Regions from separate parts of the Homo sapiens genome. Here region 2 is linked to region 1. The links are chromatin loops, found by intact Hi-C in ENCODE. Cell type or tissue: chondrocyte. All regions are shown on one strand. Each heading gives the region's core, and the rest is flanking DNA. Links, peaks and the distances in the headings are about the cores only.

What was found. Peaks named below come from ENCODE experiments on the same cell type or tissue, not always from the same donor. Only the 100,000 strongest peaks of a DNase experiment are listed, where the experiment ranks them.
Region 2: a loop joins it to region 1, with 2.5 times the contacts of the local background. A loop is called at or near these places in 3 of 110 quality-filtered maps.

The regions. Positions count from the first base shown.
Region 1 is chr3:48,002,795-48,012,079 of GRCh38, forward strand. The region is part of intron 1 of MAP4 (microtubule associated protein 4); the gene reads right to left. Among named protein-coding and RNA genes, the nearest start is that of MAP4, 9.0 kb to the right of the region's middle. In chondrocyte, for the core only: no CTCF peak of the experiment used is centred there; no DNase peak of the experiment used is centred there.
Region 2 is chr3:48,125,994-48,135,278 of GRCh38, forward strand. No RefSeq gene overlaps it. Among named protein-coding and RNA genes, the nearest start is that of CDC25A, 58 kb to the right of the region's middle. In chondrocyte, for the core only: no CTCF peak of the experiment used is centred there; a DNase peak (open chromatin) is centred at 4,671.

The DNA.
Region 1 (9,285 bases), core at 3,418-5,917:
GGAACCTGGGAGGTGGAGGTTGCAGTGAGCCGAGATTGCACCACTGTACTCCAGCCTGGGTGACAGAAAATTTGTCTCAAAAAACAAAAATTAAATTTAAAAACTTTTAAATAAATAAGTAAAAAATAAATCACACTCTGGCTGTTAACATTAAGGCCAAAAATAAATAAATAAATAAATAAATAAATAAATAAATAAATTTAATTCCATTTAGAAATATCTAATAACTATAATAAAGTTAAATCCAATTTAATCAGTCTGTTAGAAGAAAAATAGCGACAAGAGCAAATTATGTCAAAGAAAGACACGCACTGAGAGAGTTTAATAATAGATGTCATAAAGAAGCTGTTGAATCTTCTCCATAAAAAAGTAAATATGGGCCGGGCGCAATGGCTCACACCTGTAATCCCAGCACTTTGGGAGGCTGACGTAGGCAGATCACAAAGTCAGAAGATCGAGACCATCCTGGTTAACATGGTGAAACCTCCTCTCTACTAAAAATACAAAATATTAGCCAAGCATGGTGGTGGGCACCTGTAATCCCAGCTGCTCGGGAGGCTGAGGCAGGAGAATCGCTTGAACCCAGGAGGTGGAGGTTGCAGTGAGCAGAGATCGCGCCACTGCACTCCAGCCTGGGTGACAGAGTGAGACTCCTTCTCAAAAAAAAAAAAAAAAAAAACATATTAAATTGTACAAAACTGTTATGATCAGCCATTCCAAAGCACTGGACATCAACAAACTGTAGAACACAAGTTGAGAAGCTTTGCATTCTCGAAATCTGCTTGAGCTTTGGTTAAGACCAGGAAGAGTCTATGGCCCTTTTGTCTAGAGCTGTTTCCACTCCCATCTTAGCCCACAGCTCAGTTTGGTCAGCAAGAATTACACTTTTATTAGTGTGATGGTTAACACTGAGCATCAACTTGATTGGAATAAAGGATGCAACATTGATCCTGGGTGTGTCTGTGAGGGTGTTGCCAAAGGAGATTAACATTTGAGTCAGTGGGCTGGGGAAGGCAGACACACCCTTAATTGGGTGGGCACCATCTAATCAGCCACCAGCGAACATAAAGCAGGCAGAAAAATATGAAGAGGCAAGAGGGGCCTAGCCTCCCAGTCTACATCTTTCTCCTGTGCTGGATACTTTCTGCCCTCGAACATCGGACTCCACGTTCTTCAGTTTTGGGACTTGGACTGGCTTTCCTCGCTCCTCAGCTTGCAGACAGCCTTTTGTGGGACCCTGTGATTGTGTAAGTCAATACTTACTAAATTCCTCTTTTTATAAACATACATATATATCCTATTAGTTCTGTTCCTCTAAGAAAACTCTGACCCCAGACTAACACAGACTCTGGTACCAGGAGTGGTTCCAGAGGAACAGAATGTTAAGGATGGAGTTCTTTTGTTGGTTTGGGGGTTTCTGGAGTTGGCTGCTTAATATGATTGATCCAAAAATGCTGAGGACTCTACTTCTAATAGCATGGAGAACATTCATAGTCCTTGGCGTGAACTATTTAGAGAGTTATGCAAAATAAATGCATTTGACACTCCTGATTCACTGCTCATGAAAGGTAAGGACTTTAGTGACTCTATACATAATACCTTTGACCATATGTGGAAAACCAACGAACATAATGAAGCTGGTTGGTTGCTCCTAAGTTCAGTGAACAAAGTGATGAAAGAAAATGATGAACTCAGGGATTCTGTTTCCTGGCTTCAGAAGCAGATACTGAGTCTCAAATCTGCTAAGATTGCCCTGAGTGAGAGTCTTAGCTCCTGTTGAGAAAGAGCTGAAATTGTGGAAAAACAGACATAAGCTCTTATCATGCGAGTGGCTGACCTGCAACAAAAGATGCATGCACAGCCACCTGAGGTGTCTACTGCTAAAGTGAGGGCATTGATTGGAAAAGAATGAGACCCAGAAACTTGGAATGGGGATGTGTGGGAGGACCCTGATGAAGCTGGGAACACTGAGTTTATAAACTCTGGTGAACTTTTTTTGCCAGAAGGAACAGCTTCCCCATCCCCCATAGTGGCAGCATAACCCCCCATCCCCGCCATCAACCTTTCCATCTTTGTCTACGGACATAAACCCTGAGCTGCCTGAGGCAAGAGTCATGGCCTCCTCTCAGGCAGTTGCCAGGCAAGATAATGTTGATTCTCCTTAGAAGGTACCTGCAACACCCATTTGCTTCTAGACCTATAACTCAAGTCCCACAGGTCCCTAGAGGTGAGGTTGAGAGTGTGACCCAGGAGGAGGTGCGCTACACTCAAAAAGAACTGTTCTCGGCCAGGCACGGTGGCTCACGCCTGTAATCCCAATACTTTGTGAGGCCGAGGTGGGCGGATCACGAGGTCAGGAGTTCAAGACCAGTCTGGCCAACATAGTGAAACCCTGTCTCTACTAAAAATACAAAAAATTAGCCGGGCGTGGTGGTGCACCCCTGTAATCCCAGCTACTCGGCAGGCTGAGGCAGGAGAATTGCATGAACCCGGGAGGCGGAGGTTGCAGTGAGCTGAGATTGTGCCACTGCACTCTAACCTGGCAACAGAACGAGACTCCCTCTAAGAAAAAAAAAAGAACTGTTCTCTAATTTATATAAACAGCAATCTGGAGAACAGGCATGGGAATGGGTATTAAGGGTATGGGATAATGGTGGAAGGAACATAGAGTTGGATCAGGCTGAATTTATTGATTTGGGCCCACTAAGTAGGGACTCTGCATTTAATGTTGCAGCTCGGGGAGTTAAAATAAGGTTCTAATAGTTTATTTGCTTGGTTAGCTGAAATATGCATTAAAAGATGGCCCACTGTGAGGGAGCTGGAAATGCCTGATATCTCTTGGTTTAATGTAGAGGAAGGCATCCAAAAGCTTAGGGAGATTGAGGTGGTGGAGTGGATTACTCACTTTAGACCTACTCATCCCAGCTGGGAGGGTCCAGAAGATATACCCTTGACCAATGCCTTGTGAAATAGATTTGTGAGGGCAGCACTTGAATCTTTGAAGAGCCCTGTAATTGCTCTTCTCTGCATGTCAGACCTAATGGTGAGAACCGCAGTCACTCAATTACAAAATTGAAATACGAGGGGAATAACTGGATCCCAAGGTGGCAGGGGCCAAGTAGCAGCACTCAACCATCAAAGGCAAGGTGGGCGTAGCTACCGTAATGGACAGCAGAGGCAAAGTGACAATCAGAATAGTCTGACTCATGTAGAGCTCTGGCATTGGCTAATTAATCACGGTATTCCTAGAAGTGAAACGGACAGGAAGCCTACTGCATTCCCACTTAATTTATACAAACACAAAACTTCTAGGTCGAATGGACAAAAGACTAATTTGAATTATAAAAAGAGAATCATGGCCCCTCACTCAATCCATTTCCAGACTTCAGCCAGTTTACAGACCCAGAACCCCTTGAATGAAGGGGAGGCCAGGTACCCTTGAGAAAGGACCCCACTACTTTACTGACAATTTATGCAGTGAATCTTTCTCCCATCCTTCCCCAAGGAGACCTCCATCCAACCTTTCACTTTGGGGACTACTGGACACTGGCTCTGGGCTGATGATGACTCCAGGGGACTTAAAACATCACTGTGGTCTTCCAGTTAAACTAGGGGCTCATGGAAGTCAGGTAATTAATGAAGTTTTAGCTTAGGTCTGACTTACAGTGGGCCCAGTGGGTCCCTGGACTCATCCTGTGGTCATTACCCCAGTGCCAGAATGCATAATTGGCATAGACATACTTAGCAGCTGGCAAAACCCCCACACTGGCTCCCTGACTGCTAGGTTGAGGGCTATCATGGTGGGAAAGGCCAAATAGAAGCCCTTAGAGTTGCCTCTACCTAAAAAAATAGTAAATCAAAAACAATATCACATCCCTGGAAGGTATGCAGAGATCAGTGCCACCATCAAGGACTTGAAAGATGCAGAAGTGGTGATTCCCACCACATCCCCATTAACTCTCTCATTTGGCCTGTGCAGAAGACAGATGGATCCTGGAGAATGATAGTGGATTATCATAAGCTTAACCAAGTGGTGACTCCAATTGCTGCTGCTGTTACCAGATGTGGTTTCATTGCTTGAGCAAATTAACACATCTCCTGGTACCTGCTATGCAGCCACTGACTCTGCAAATGCCTTTTTCTCTATTCCTGTCCATAAGGCCCATCAGAAGCAATCTGCCTTCAGCTGGCAAGGCCAGCAATATACCTTTACTGTCCTACCTCAGGGGTATATCAACTCTCCGGCTTTGTGTCATAATCTTATTTGGAGAGATCTTGATCGCTTTTCGCTTCCGCAAGATATCACACTGGTCCATTACATTGATGACATTATGCTGACTGGATCCAGTGATCAAGAAATAGCAAACACACTGGACTTATTGGTGTGACATTTGCATGCCAGAGGATGAGAAATAAATCCGACTAAAATTCAGGGACCTTCTGTCTCAGTAAAATTTCTAGGGATCTAGTGTTGTGGGACCTGTTGAGATATTCCCTTTAAGTTAAAGGATAAGTTGTTGTGTTTGGTCTCTCCCACAACCAAGAAAGAGGCACAATGCCTAGTGGGCATATTTGGATTTTGGAAGCAACACGTTCCTCATTTGGGTGTATTACTCCGGCCCATTTACTGAGTGACCTGAAAGGCTGCCAGTTTTGAGTGGGGTCCAGAACAGGAGAAGGCTCTGCAACAGGTCCAGGCTGCTGTGCAAGCTGCTCTGCCACCTGGGCCATATGACCCAGCAGATCCAATGGTGCTTAATGTGTCAGTGGCAGATGGGGATGTTGTTTGGAGTCTTTGGCAGGCTCCCATAGGTGAATCGCAATGGAGACTTCTAGGATTTTGGAGCAAGGCCCTGCCATCTTCTACAGATAACTACTCTCCTTTTTTTTTTTTTTTGAGACGCAGTGTCACTCTGTTGCCAAACTGGAGTGCAGTGGTGCGATCTCGGCTCAATGCAACCTCCACCTCCCAGGTTCAAGCGATTCTCCTGCCTCAGCCTCCCAAGTAGCTGGGAATACAGGTGCGTGCCACCACATCCAGCTAATTTTTGTATTTTTAGTAAAGATGGGGTTTCACCATGTTGGCCAGGATGGTCTCGATCTCTTGACCTTGTGATCCGCCCACCTCAGCCTCCCAAAGTGCTGATTACAGCTAACTACTCTCCTTTTGAGAGTCAGCTCTTGGCCTGTTACTGGGCTTTAGTGGAAATTGAATGTTTGACTATGGGTCATCAAGTCACCATGCGACCTGAACTGCCCTGCCTATCATGAGCTGGGTGCTTTCAGACCCATCTAGCCATACAGTGGATTGTGCACAGCAGCATTCCATCATCAAATGGAAGTGGTATATACGTGATCGGGCTCAAGCACGTCCTGAAGGCACAAGTAAATTACATGAGGAAGTGGCTCAAATGCCCATGGCCTCCACTCCTGCCACCCTGCCTTCTCTCTCCCAGCCTGCACTGATGGCCTCATGGGGAGTTCCCTATGATCAGCTGACAGAGGAAAAGAAGATTAGGGCCTGCTTCACAGACGGTTCTGCATCATATGCAGACAACACCCGAAAGTGGAGAGCTGCAGCACTACAACCCCTTTCTAGGACATCCCTGAAGGACAACAATGAAGGGAAATCTTCCCAGTGGGCAGAACTTCGAGCAGTGCACCTGGTTGTGCACTTTGAATGGAAGGAGAAATGGCCAGATGTGTGATTATATACTCATTCATGGGCTGTAGCCAATGGTTTGGCTGGTCAGGGACTTGGAAGGAGCATGATTGGAAACTTGGTGACAAATTTGGGGAAGAGGTATGTGGATGGACCTCTCTGAGTGGTCAAAGACAAGATATTTGTATCCCATGTGAGTGCTCACCAACAAGTGACCTCAGCGGAGGAGGGGTTTAATAATCTAGTGGATAGGATGACCCATTTTGTGGACACCACTCAGCCTCTTTCCCCTGCCATCGCCCATGGCCAACAAAGTGGCCATGGTGGCAGGGATGGAAGTAATGCTTGGGCTCAGCAACATGGACTTCCACTCACCAAGGCTGACCTGGCTACGGCCACTGCTGAGTGCCTAATTTGCCAGCAGCAGAGACCGACACCAAGCCCTCAGTATGTCACCATTCCTTGGGTGATCAGCCAGCTACCTGGTGGCGGATTGATTATATTGGACCTCTTCCATCATGGAAAGGGCAGAGGATTGTCCTCACTCAAATAGACACTTACTCTGGATATGGGTTCGCCTATCCTGTATGCAATGCTTCTACCAAGACTACCATTTGTGGAATGTTTTTTTGGTTTGTTGTTGTTGTTGTTGTTGTTGTTTTGAGAAGGGGTCTCACTCTGTTGCCCAGGCTGGAGTGCAGTGGCACAATCTTGGCTCATTGCAACATCCGCCTCCCGGGTTCAAGTGATTCTCCTGCCTCCGCCTCCCAAGTAGCTAGGATTACAGGCACCCGCCACCACACCCAGCTAATTTTTGTATTTTCAGTAGAGACAGGGTTTCACCATGTTGGCCAGGCTGGTCTTGAACTCCTGACTTCAAGTGATCTGCCTGCCTCGGCCTCCCAAAGTGCTGGGATTACAGGCGTGAGCCACCGCACCCAGCTGACTCATGGAATGCCTTATCCACCATCATGGTATGCCACGCAGCATTGCCTCTGACCAAGGCACTCACTTTACAGCTAAAGAAGTGCGGCAGTAGGCTCATGCTCATGGAATTCACTGGTCTTACCATGCTCTCCATCATCCTAAAGCAGCTGGATTGACAGAACAGTGGAATGGCCTATTGAAGTCACAATTACAACGCCAACTAGGTGACAATACTTTGCAGAACTGTGGGAAAGTCCTCCAGAAGGCCGTGTATCCTCTGAATCAGCGTCCAATATAAGGTACTGTTTCTCCCATAGCCAGGATTCACAGGTCCAGGAATCGAGGGGTGGAACTGGAAGTGGCACCACTCACCATCACCCCTAGTGATCCACTAGCAAAATTTTTGCTTCCTCTCCTGCAACATTATGTTCTGCTGGCCTAGAGGTCTTAATTCCAGAGGGAAGAATGCTGCCACCAGGAGACACAACAATGATTCCATTAAACTGGAAGTTAAGATTGTCACCTGGACACTTTGGGCTCCTCCTCCCTTTAAGTCAACAGGCTCAGAGGGGGAGTTACAGTGTTGGCTAAGGTGACTGACCCAGACTATCAAGATGAAATCAGTCTACAACTTCACAACGGAAGTAAGGAAGAGTATGCATGGAATACATGAGACCCATTAGGGCATCTCTTCGTATTACCATGCCCTGTGATTACTGTCAATGCAAAACCACAACAGCCAAATCCAGGCAGGACTACAAATGATCCGGACCATTCAGGAATGAAGGTTTGGATCACTCCACCAGGAAAAAAACCCATGACCTGCTGAGGTATTTGGGGAAGGCAAAGTTAATACAGAATGGGTAGAAGAAGGTAGTCATCAATACCAGCTATGACCACGTGACCAGCTGCAGAAATGAGGACTGTAACTGCCATGAGTATTTCCTCCTTCATTTGTTAAAAACATGTTTGTGTATGTATACACATGTACTAATATCTTCACTTTATATTTCCTTTTCCTTTATCATGTGACATAAGATTTATTGATTTCATAACAGCATTTAAGTATTATTAACTTTATGTAATAGTATTTGGGTTGGGGATTGGTGTGTTTCTGGTTGTATGAAGGATAGTTTTATTACATTAGGTGTAATTATGACCTTATTATTGTCTTTATTTTAAGATTACATACGATCTCAGATGTATATGGGTTCAAGTTGACAAGGAGTGGACTTGTAATGTTAATACTGTCAACTTGATTGGACTGAAGGATGCAATATTGATCCTGGGTGTATCTGTGAGGGTGTTGCCAAAGGAGATTAACATTTGAGTCAGTGGGCTGGGGAAGGCAGACCCACCCTTAACTGGGTGGGCACCATCTAATCAGCCACCAGCGAATATAGAGCAGGAAGAAAAACATGAAGAGATGGGCCTAGCCTCCCAGCCTATATCTTTCTCCCGTGCTGGATGCTTCCTGCCCTCGAACATCGGACTCCAAGTTCTTCATTTTGGGGACTCGGATTGGCTCTCCTTGCTTCTCAGCTTGCAGACAGCCTACTGTGGGACCTTGTGATCACGTAAATCAATACTTAATAAACTCTCCTTTGGAGATATATCCTATTAGTTCTGTCCCTCTAAGAGAATCCTGACTAAAACAAGTAGTGTGGGGCTCGTGACAAAAACTGATAGCTTTGCTGCCAAAGGGGCTCCTGTGGCATGACAGAGCTGTTGTCCACAGCAAATGCCATCTCACACTACTGGAATTATAAATTCCACTATTTGAATAACCACTGCCGAATTCAGGATTTAGCAGCTTTTCTGAAGGAACCATAAATAGGAATTCAATGGTTCCTATAGTAGGAACTGGACTTGGTAATCCCAGCCTGTAATCTCCCAGCACTTTGGGAGGCCAAGGCGGGTGGATCACTTGAAGCCAGGAGATTGAGACCAGCCTGGCCAACACAGTAAAACCCTATCTCTACTAAAAATACAAAAACAGAATAACTAGCTGGGCACTGATTTTTATTATTTAGATGGTATGCACCTGTAATCCCAGCTACTCAGGAGGCTGAGGCAGGAAAATTGCTTGAACCCAGGAGGTGGAGGCTGCAGTGAGCCAAGATCACGCCACTGCACTCCAGCCTACGTAACAGAGCAAGACTCCGTCTCAAAAAAAAAAAAAAAAGTTCCTATAGTAGTAGTGGCACACCTGTGACCCATTTACAACAGACGAATGTGGGTGGGAAGCCCTATTCTATGCTCGTCCAGCCTACTTTACATATAAAGTATTATTGTAACTCCAGATCATGACAGGGAAAATGCTGAGAAATGAGTTCATTAAAGAGCTTTTAAAAGCCTAACAGATTATAATGTCAAAGGGTTCCATGAAAAGCAACTATTCAGTTGCTTTTACTATTCGGTTATGCCATTTCCCTATTCTATCTCTGACAACTATTATTAGTAGTTATCCTTTGGGAGCTGTTATGAACCAAAAACTAAAAAGGACGTCTGTAACTAGTTTTGATAGAGGCAAGAGGCAAACAAATGTCTAGGCAGACAGGGGCGGGTCCTCAGTGAAACCCGAACTTTAATCCGGAAACTGTCCTGGGTAAATCCTGAGATCGGATTAAGAACCTGCCTTCCCGTTTGGCATGATTGATCCCCATCCTTCACCTATTTAACCTGTACCTACCCTT
Region 2 (9,285 bases), core at 3,435-5,934, 120 kb after region 1:
GCTGCATTATTTCAGAGCTTTTATTAGGCCCATAGTGTGGGGCTGGGTGTATACACAGAAGGTTAAATGCGCCTGGTATGGTGCTCAGCAGGCATCAGAAGCCACGCAGGAGAGCTGAGGCCTGGGGAGACCCCCCACTGACCATAGCAGCAGATACTGTCTCTGCCCTGCAGATGGTGAGACCTTTCTAATGCCACTTGGTGTTGGCATACAGCTTTTCAGATGGGTGTGGACTGTCCCACAAGAACTCTGTGAGCTCTGTGGGGCGGCTAAAGTGCGCTGGAGATTGTACATGTAAACTTTGTTTGCTCATTTCCCCATTCAAATGTCCTTCAACATTGTTGGGGTCTTCTCCCACTTTCTGCCCCTACTTCTCTGAATGTGCTTACCCTATATGGGCCTGTTTACCTCTCTGCTTCTTCTTTTTTTTTTTTTTTTGAGATGGAGTTTCGCTCTCGTTGCCCAGGCTGGAGTGCAATGGTGCGATTCGGCTCACCACAACCTCAGCCTCCCAGGTTCAAGCAATTGTCCTGCCTCAGCCTCCTGAGTAGCTGGGATTACAGGTGCACACCACCACGCCCAGCTGATTTTTTGTATTTTAGTAAAAACAGGATTTCTCCATGTTGGTCAGGTTGGTCTCAAACTCCCGACCTCAGGTGATCCGCCTGCCTTGGCCTCCCAAAGTGCTGGCATTACAGGTGTGAGCCACTGCGCCCGACCCTTTTTTTTTTTTTTAAATGGACTTTCACTCTTGTTGCCCAGGTGGGAGTGCAATGGTGCGATCTTGGCTCACTGCAACCTCCGCGTCCTTGGTTCAAGCGATTCTTCTGCCTCAGCCTCCCAAGTAGCTGGGATTACAGGTGTTTGCCACCATGCACCTGGCCATTGAACTTTCTTTATCTAGGTACTACACATCTCCCCAGAACCAGAGAACAGCAATGATGTCAGTGGGAAATCCCAGGCAATTGGCACTAATGTCTACGGTGTAAACACCTACAGAGTGTAGTGGTTAAAATTAATGTATATGTAGTTAAGGCTGGGCAAGGTGGCTCACGCCTATAATCCTAGCACTTTGGGGGGCTGAGGTGGGAGGATCACCTGAGGTCAGGAGTTTGAGACCAGGCTGGCCAACATGGTGAAACCCCGTCTCTACTAAAAATACAAAAATTAGCCAGGATTGGTAGTGCATGCCTGTAATCCCACCTACTTGGGAGGCTGAGGCAGGAAAACCGCTTAAACCTGGGAGGTGGAGGTTGCAGTGAGCTGAGATCGCACCACTGCACTCCAGCCTGGGTGATACAGTGAGACTCCATCTCAAAAAAAAAAAAATTAATATATATGTAGTTAAAATTAATTGAGTTGTATACATATTACCTTTCACTGTATATAAATTATTCCTTTATTAAGCAAAGCAAATAATATTAGTAACCCTGTACCTGATGCTCATCATAAGAGAGACCCACACGTGTGCTAAGTAAATGAATCAAATCACATTACCCAACAGACCTCATCCTGTCTAAGACTCAGTAGGGGGTAGGGTTTCAAAGAAGTAAAGAGTGGCACTTTTTGAAGTGCCAGCTTGTCTTTCTGGAGTCCCTCAGTGTTAGCGTTTAAATGCAAGCATTAAGCCCTCTCAATACTTTTTGTTCACTTCTCTAAAATTTTGGTAGGCTGGGCATGGTGGCTCACACCTGTAATCCCAGCGCTATGGGAGGCACAGATGGGAAGATCACTGAAGGCCAGGAGTTTGAGACCAAACGAGGTCCCATCTTTAAGGAAACAAAAATTTTTTTTTTAATTAGCCAGGATTGGTGGCATGCACATGTAGCCCCAGCTACTGGGGAGGCTGAGGCAGGAGGATCACTTGAGACCAGGAGTTCGAGGCTACAGGGAGCCATGATTGTACCACTGCACTCCAGACTGGGTGATAGAGCAAGACCCTGTCTCAAAAAAAAAAAAAAGATAAGTAGGCCTGGAACAGTGGCTCACACCTGTAATCCCAGCACTTTGGGGGGCTGAGGCAGGCCAATTCCATGAATCCAGGAGTTCAGGACCAGCCTGGGCAACATAGCAAGACCCCTTGGCCGGGCATGGTGGCTCACGCCTATAATCCTAATACTTTGGGAGACTGAGGTGGGCGGATCACCTGAGCTCAAGAATTCAAGACCAGCCTGGCCAACATGTGAAACCCCATCTCTACTAAAAATACAAAAATTAGCCAGACTTGGTGGTGGGCACCTGTAATCCCAGCTGCTCAGGAGGCTGAGGCAGGAGAATCGCTTGAACCTGGGAGGTGGAGGTTGCAGTGAGCCAAGATTGCGCCATTGCACTCCAGCGTGGGCAACAAGAGTGAAACTCCATCTCAAAAAAACAAAAAAACAAACAAACAAAAAATCATAGCAAGACCTCATCTCAAAAAAAAAAAAAGGGAGAGAGAAGGCCTATGGCCTTTGGTCAGCACCCTTTCTTGGCCTGGAACGTCCAGCACAAGGGGCAAGTGGGTCAGAAGAGATGAGCTCAGGGCTGGGTGCGGTGGCTCGTGCCTGTACTCTCACCACTTTGGGAGGCTGAGGCAGGCAGATCACCTGAGGCCAGGAGTTTGAGAACAGCCTGGCCAGTGTAGTGAAACCCAGTGTCTACTGAAAATACAAAACTTACCTGGGCTTGGTGGCGCATGCCTGTAATCCCAGCTACTTGGGAGGCTGAGGCAGGAGAATGACTTGAACCTGGGAGGTGGAGGTTGCAGTGAGCCGAGATCCCGCCACTGCACTCTAGCCTGTGTGACTCTGTCTCAAAAAAAAGAAAAAAAGAAAAAAAGAAGAGACGAACTCAGGGCACATGAGACCATAGCTAGGAGCACACATCTACCTTCTGCATTACAACAGGCTACTCCCCTCCCTGTCCAAACAATCTGGGTGAAAGCCACCTCCAAGCATTTCTCCTGGCATGCATCACCACCCCAGAACCTGCCCAGAGATCAGCACTGATGTCAGTGGGGAATCCCAAGCAATCAGCAGAGGGGTGTGCAGCCTGATTTCTCTCTCTGGGGCACCCAGGTGAGAAAAACCCTGCCCAGGGGTATGTTTAACTGGTTTATATATGGAAGTTCCTGGCTCAGAGAACTTGGCTGAGAAGCCACAAGGCACCATGCAGCAGCCAGGTTATATACCTGCCCATACCCAAGACCCATATTTGTGCTCAGCGACCTTCCTTAGAAATAGGAGACAGAAGGCTGGGCGCAGTGGCTCATGCCTGTAATCCTAGCACTTTGGGAGGCCAAGGCAGGCAGATCACCTGAGGTCAGGAGTTCGAGACCAGGCCGGCCAACATGGTGAAACCCCGACTCTACTAAAAATACAAAAATTAGCCAGGCGTGGTGGCAGATGCCTGTAATCTGAGCTACTTGGGAGGCTGAGGCAGGAGAATGGCTTGAACCCCGGAGGCAGAGGTTGCAGTGAGCTGAGATCGTGCCACTGCACTCCAACCTGGATGACAAAATGAGACTCCTTCTCAAAAAAAAAAAAAGTATTACCCAAAGTCATGCTGTACTGGGTTCCAGTCATGGTTCCTTCACTGATGAGCTGCAAGGCCTTCAGGTGATGTATGATGGTACCAGAACCCAATGTGCCCTTGATAAGTGGAATCAGGATCGATCATCATCATCATATTTTAGTTCTATTGGAGGGGGACATAAGTTGGCCATGACAGACTGTGGGTTTTGTCACCTACAATACGCAAAGAAACATGGAAAAGAAAATAGTGGACAGAACAGATTGCTGAGAGGCGGAGCATGGCCCTTGGAGGCAGGTCACACACAATCACCTAGCCCTGTTCTCAGCAGGAAGAATCCATTCTCGCTCAGGTCACTTGCTCAAGCTGGGGACTAGCTTGCCCAATTTAGATGGGAAAGTCATTGGAGAGGACCTTGTTCAGCCAATGAACAAGAGAAATGCCCACACTTTCTTCCAAGATAGAATCCAAGGGGGCTGCACCTAACATGATTCCTCTAAGGCTCCTCCTGGACTCCTGGCCACTGTGGCTGTTGTTCATATCATCAGGAATGAAGCCTGAGCAAGTAATTTGAGGCCAGGGCATCTGGTTGTAAGCACTGGCTTTGTCACTTACTAATGGGTGATCTTGAGCAAGTTGGTTAAGCTCTATAAACCCCAAGTTGCTCATCTATAAATAAAACAGTCATAAACCCTCCGTCCACAAAGTTACTGAGAGGGTCAAGGAAGATAACAAGGATGAAACTACGTGAATGATAGGGAAAATTATTATTAAATAGCAACTTGGCTGGGGCTTCTAGATTCTGGTTTTGCCCCTGCCCTTCTCCTAGGGTAAATCCCTTCCCTTCTCTGCACATTCTGAATAGTTGGGTTAAAAGAGTCTCTGTGTTTGGCCAAGTCTGACAGTGAACAATGAGATGATCGTGGTGGGAAAAGCAGGCGATGGGAACTGCTGGAAAGTCCACACAAGGCCAACAGACAGCAGCAGCTAGTGCTGAATGATGAAAGGAAGTGACCCCATGTGCGTGGCCGTGGGCGGTCCAAGATTCTGGCAGCCCTGGGCTTACGCAGGGAGGCCCCAGCTGATTGGCCTCAGTTTCCTGAGTAGCTCTGGGATGAAGCCCACCCCTGAACGCCAGGGCAAAGCCAGGGCAGGGCCACTTGGAGTGGGAGGGGCAGGCCAGGCAGACATTATGTCATCCGTGCATGTATAAACCACAGGCCCACCCTCCCAGGGCTCCAGCAGCCCTTATGCTCTCTGGCCAGGATCTCTGAGTTCCTTGCTGTGTCCCCAACCCTTCACATTCCAGGCTCCCAAGGAACTGAGCTGGGACCTTCTGGGCTTCTGTCCAAGCAGCTAGTTCTAATTACCCCACCCCCTCATCCCCCAGGAATAAACAATATAGCCTTAAACAAGGGCCACTGCTCAGCCTTGAGGAAAACACTGGGCCACGGTGAGTGTTTATTTCTTTATACCCACACTTTGTTCCAAGATAGAACCTGAAGGAGCTGTATTTATTCTCATTCTCCTGTCCCCTCCCTGGACTTCCAGGCACTTTGAGTTTCACTTGCTCACGTTCACAAGACCCTCTGGGATAGTAGAGGGGACAGGTTTTGAATCAGAAACGTGGCGGTTTGATTCCAGCTCTGCCTCCTTAGTAACTGGCAAGTCTCCCAGTCTCCTGGAGCCTTAGTTTCCTTGTCTATAGAATGGGGCCTATAATATGGACTCATTGGGTTGCTGTGAAGGTGATTCGACTTGGGGCATGTCAGGTGGCTATGCACAGTAGGTGCACCTGAGATGACCTTCCGCTCTCCTTCACCTTTCCATTACACCAGGATTCTCAGACTTCAGAACCACTGGAGGGTTATTAAAGCGCAGATCGCGGGGCCTCACCACCACCAAAGCCTCCGATTCAGATCCTGAGGTTTGCATTTCTAACAGGCTCCCGGGCCTGCTGCTGCGGCTGCTCCAGGAGCCACACTTTGAGAACCATTGCCTTAGAAACTCCTGACCTCAAGTGATCCCTCTGCCTTGGCCTCCCAAAGTGTAGGGATTACAGGTGTGAGGCATTGCGCCGGCCCCAGGTAGTTTTTTGTTTTTTTTTTTTGAGACGGAGTTTCACTCTTGTTGCCTAGGCTGGAGTGCAATGGCATGATCTTGGCTCACCGCAACCTCTGCCTCCCAGGTTCAAGCACTTCTCCTGCCTCAGCCTCCCAAGTAGCTGGGATTACAGGCATGCACCACCACGCCCGGCTAATTTTGTATTTGTAGTAGAGACGGGGTTTCTCCACGTTGAGGCTGGTCTCGAACACCTGACCTCAGGTGATCCACCTGCCTCGGCCTCCCAAAGTGCTGGGATTACAGGCATGAGCCACTGCGCCCAGCCAGTTTTTTGTTTTTTTGAGAAGGAGTTTCACTCTTGTTGCCCAGGCTGGAGTGCAATGGCACGATCTTGGCTCACTGCAACCTCTGCCTCCTGGTTTCAAGTAATTCTCCTGTCTCAGCCTCCCGAGTAGCTGGAATTACAGACGTGTGCCACCACACCCAGCTAATTTTGTATTTTTAGTACAGGCAGGGTTTCACTATGTTGTTCAGACTGGTCTAGAACTCCTGACCTCAGGCAATCCGCTCTCCTCAGCCTCCCAAAGTGCAGGTGTTGTTTTTTGTGTTTGTCTTTGTTTTTTTTTTGTTTTGTTTTTTGTTTTAAAACAGTCTTGCTCTGTCGCCAGGCTAGAGTGCAATGGCATGATCTCGGCTCACTACAACCTCTTCCTCCCTGGTTCAAGCGATTCTCCTGCCTCAGCCTCCCGAGTAGCTGGGACTACAGGCATGTGCCACCACGCCCAGCTAATTTTTGTATTTTTAGTAGAGATGGGGTTTTACCATGTTGGCCAGGATGGTCTCGATCTCTTGACCTTGTGATCCACCTGGCTTGGCCTCCCAAAGTGTTGGGATTACAAGCATGAGCCACTGCCCCCGGTCGGTAGTTTTTCTTAATAGCTTTATTGATATATAATTTACGTACCATAAAATTCACCCATTTTCAATGTACAGTTTAATGAGTTTTAGTAAATGTAGAGGGTTGTATAACCATCACCAAAATCCAGTTTTAGAACATTCCCATTATCCTAAAAACTTCCCTCTGGCCCATTTGCAGTCAACTCTCATGTCCACTCCAAACTGCAGGCAACCCCTATTCTGCATTCTGGCTCTATGTTTCACCATTTCTAGGAATGTCACATATATGGACTCATACAAGGTGTGGGCTGTTGTGTCTGGCATTTTTCAGAGAGGTTCATCCATGCATCAGTATCAGTATGTCATCAGTAGCTCACTCCTTTCTACTGCTGAGTAACTTCCCATTGCATGGATGTACCACAGTTTATTCACTCACCAGTGACATTTGAGCTGTTTCCAGGGTATTTTTCCCCAGTTTTTTTTTTTTTTTGAGACGGAGTCTCGCTGTGTCGCCCAGGCTGGAGTGCAGTGGTGCAATCTCGGCTCACAGCAACCTCCGCCTCCTGGGTTCAAGCAATTCTCCTGCCTCAGCCTCCATAGTAGCTGGGGTTACAAGCACGCGCCACCACGCCTGGCTAATTTTTGTATTTTGTTTTTAGTGGAGATGGGGTTTCACTATTAACTCCTGACCTCGTGATCTGCCCACCTCGGCCTCCCAAAGTGCTGGGATTACAGGCATGAGCCACCACGCCTGGCCTTTTTATTTTATTTTATTTTGAGGCAGAGACTCTCTTTGTCACTCAGGCTGGAGGGCAGTGGCATGATCTCAGCTCACTGTAGCCTCTGTCTCCCAGGCTCAAGTGACCCTCCTGCCTCAGCCTCCCACGTAGCTGGGACTATAGCACATGCCACATGCCCAGCTAATTTTTGTATTTTTAGTAAAGACAGGGTTTCCTCATGTTGCCCAGGCTTGTCTTAAACTCCTGGGCTCAAGCGATCTGCCCACCTCAGCCTCCCAAAGTACTGGGATTACAGGTGTGAGCCACCGTACCCGGCCTGTTTCTAGTTTTATGAGTAAAGCTGCTACGACCATTCATGTACAAGCTTTTGTGGGAGCATTGTGCTTTTTTATTTTATTTTATTTTTTTGAGATGGAGTTTCACTCTTGTTACCCAGGCTGGAGTGCAATGGCATGATCTCGGATAACCGCAACTTCTGCCCCCTGGGTTCAAGGGATTCTCCTGCCTCAGCCTCCTGAGTAGCTGGGATTACAGGCATGCACCAACATGCCTGGCTAATTTTGTATTTTTTTTTTTCCTTGAGACGGAGTTTCGCTCTTGTTGCTCAGGCTGGAGTGCAATGGCGAGATCTTGGCTCACTGCAACCTCTGCCTCCCGGGTTCAAGCAATTCTCCTGCCTCAGCCTCCCAAGTAGCTGGGATTACAGGCGTGAGCCACCGCACCCGGCCTAATTTTGTATTTTTAATAGAGACGAGGTTTCTCCATGTTGGTCAGGCTGGTCTCAAACTCCCTCAGGTGATCTGCCTGCCTCAGCCTCCCAAAGTGCTGGGATTACAGGCGTGAGCCACTGTGCCTGGCCTATTTTTTATTTTTGAGATGGAGTCTTGCTCTGTTGCCCAGGCTGGAGTGCAATGGCATAATCTCAGCTCACTGCAACCTCTGCCTCTCGGGTTCAAGTGATTCTCCTGCCTCAGCCTCTGGAGTAGCTGGGACTACAGGCACACACCACCATGCCCAGCTGATGTTTTGCATTTTAGTAGAGGGAGGGTTTCACTGTGTTGCCCTGGCTGGTCTTGAACTCCTGAGCTCAAGCAATCCGCCTGCCTCGGCCTCCCAAAGTGCTAGGATTACAGGCATGAGCCACCGTGCCCGGCCTATTATTATTATTACTATTATTATTATTTTGAGACATAGTTTTGCTCTTGTTGCCCAGGTTGGAGTGCAGTGGTGTGATCTCAGCTCACTGCAACCTCCACCTCCAGGTTCAAGCAATTCTCCTGCCTCAGCCTCCCAAGTAGCTGGGACCACAGGTGCACACCACTACGGCTGGCTAATTCTTTGCATTTTTAGTAGAGGCAGGGTTTCACCATATTGGCCAGGCTGGTCTCGGACTCCTGACCTCAAGTGATGCGCCCACCTTGGCCTCCCAAAGTGCTGGTATTACAGGCGTGAGCCACTGCACCCAGCCTTTAAATGTTTTTTTGTTTTGTTTTGTTTTTTGAGAAGGAGTTTTGCTCTTGTTGCCCAGGCTGGAGTGGAATGGTGCAATCTTGGCTCACTACAACCTCCGCCTCTGGGGTTCAAGCAACTCTCCTGCCTCAGCCTCCTGAGTAGCTGGGATTACAGGCATGTGCCACCATGCCCAGCTAATTTTGTAGTTTTAGTAGAGACAGTGTTTCTCCATGTTGGGCAGGCTGGTCTCAAACTACTGACCTCAGGTGATCCACCCGCCTCGGCCTCCCAAAGTGCTGGGATTACAGGCATGAGCCACTGTGCCCAGCCTCTTTAAGTGCTATTTTTAAGAGTAAATCCTGGCCAGGCATGGTGGCTCATGCCTGTAATCCCAGCACTTTGGGAGGCCAAGGCCGGTGGATCATAAGGTCAGGAGTTCAAGACCAGCCTGGCCAAGATGGTGAAACTCCGTCTCTACTAAAAATACAAAAATTAGCCAGGTGTGGTGGCGGCCCCTGTAGTCCCAGCTACTTGGGAGGCTGAGGCAGATAATTGCTTGAATCTGGGAGGCAGAGGTTGCAGTGAGCCGAGATCCTGCCGCTACACTCTAGCCTGGGTGACA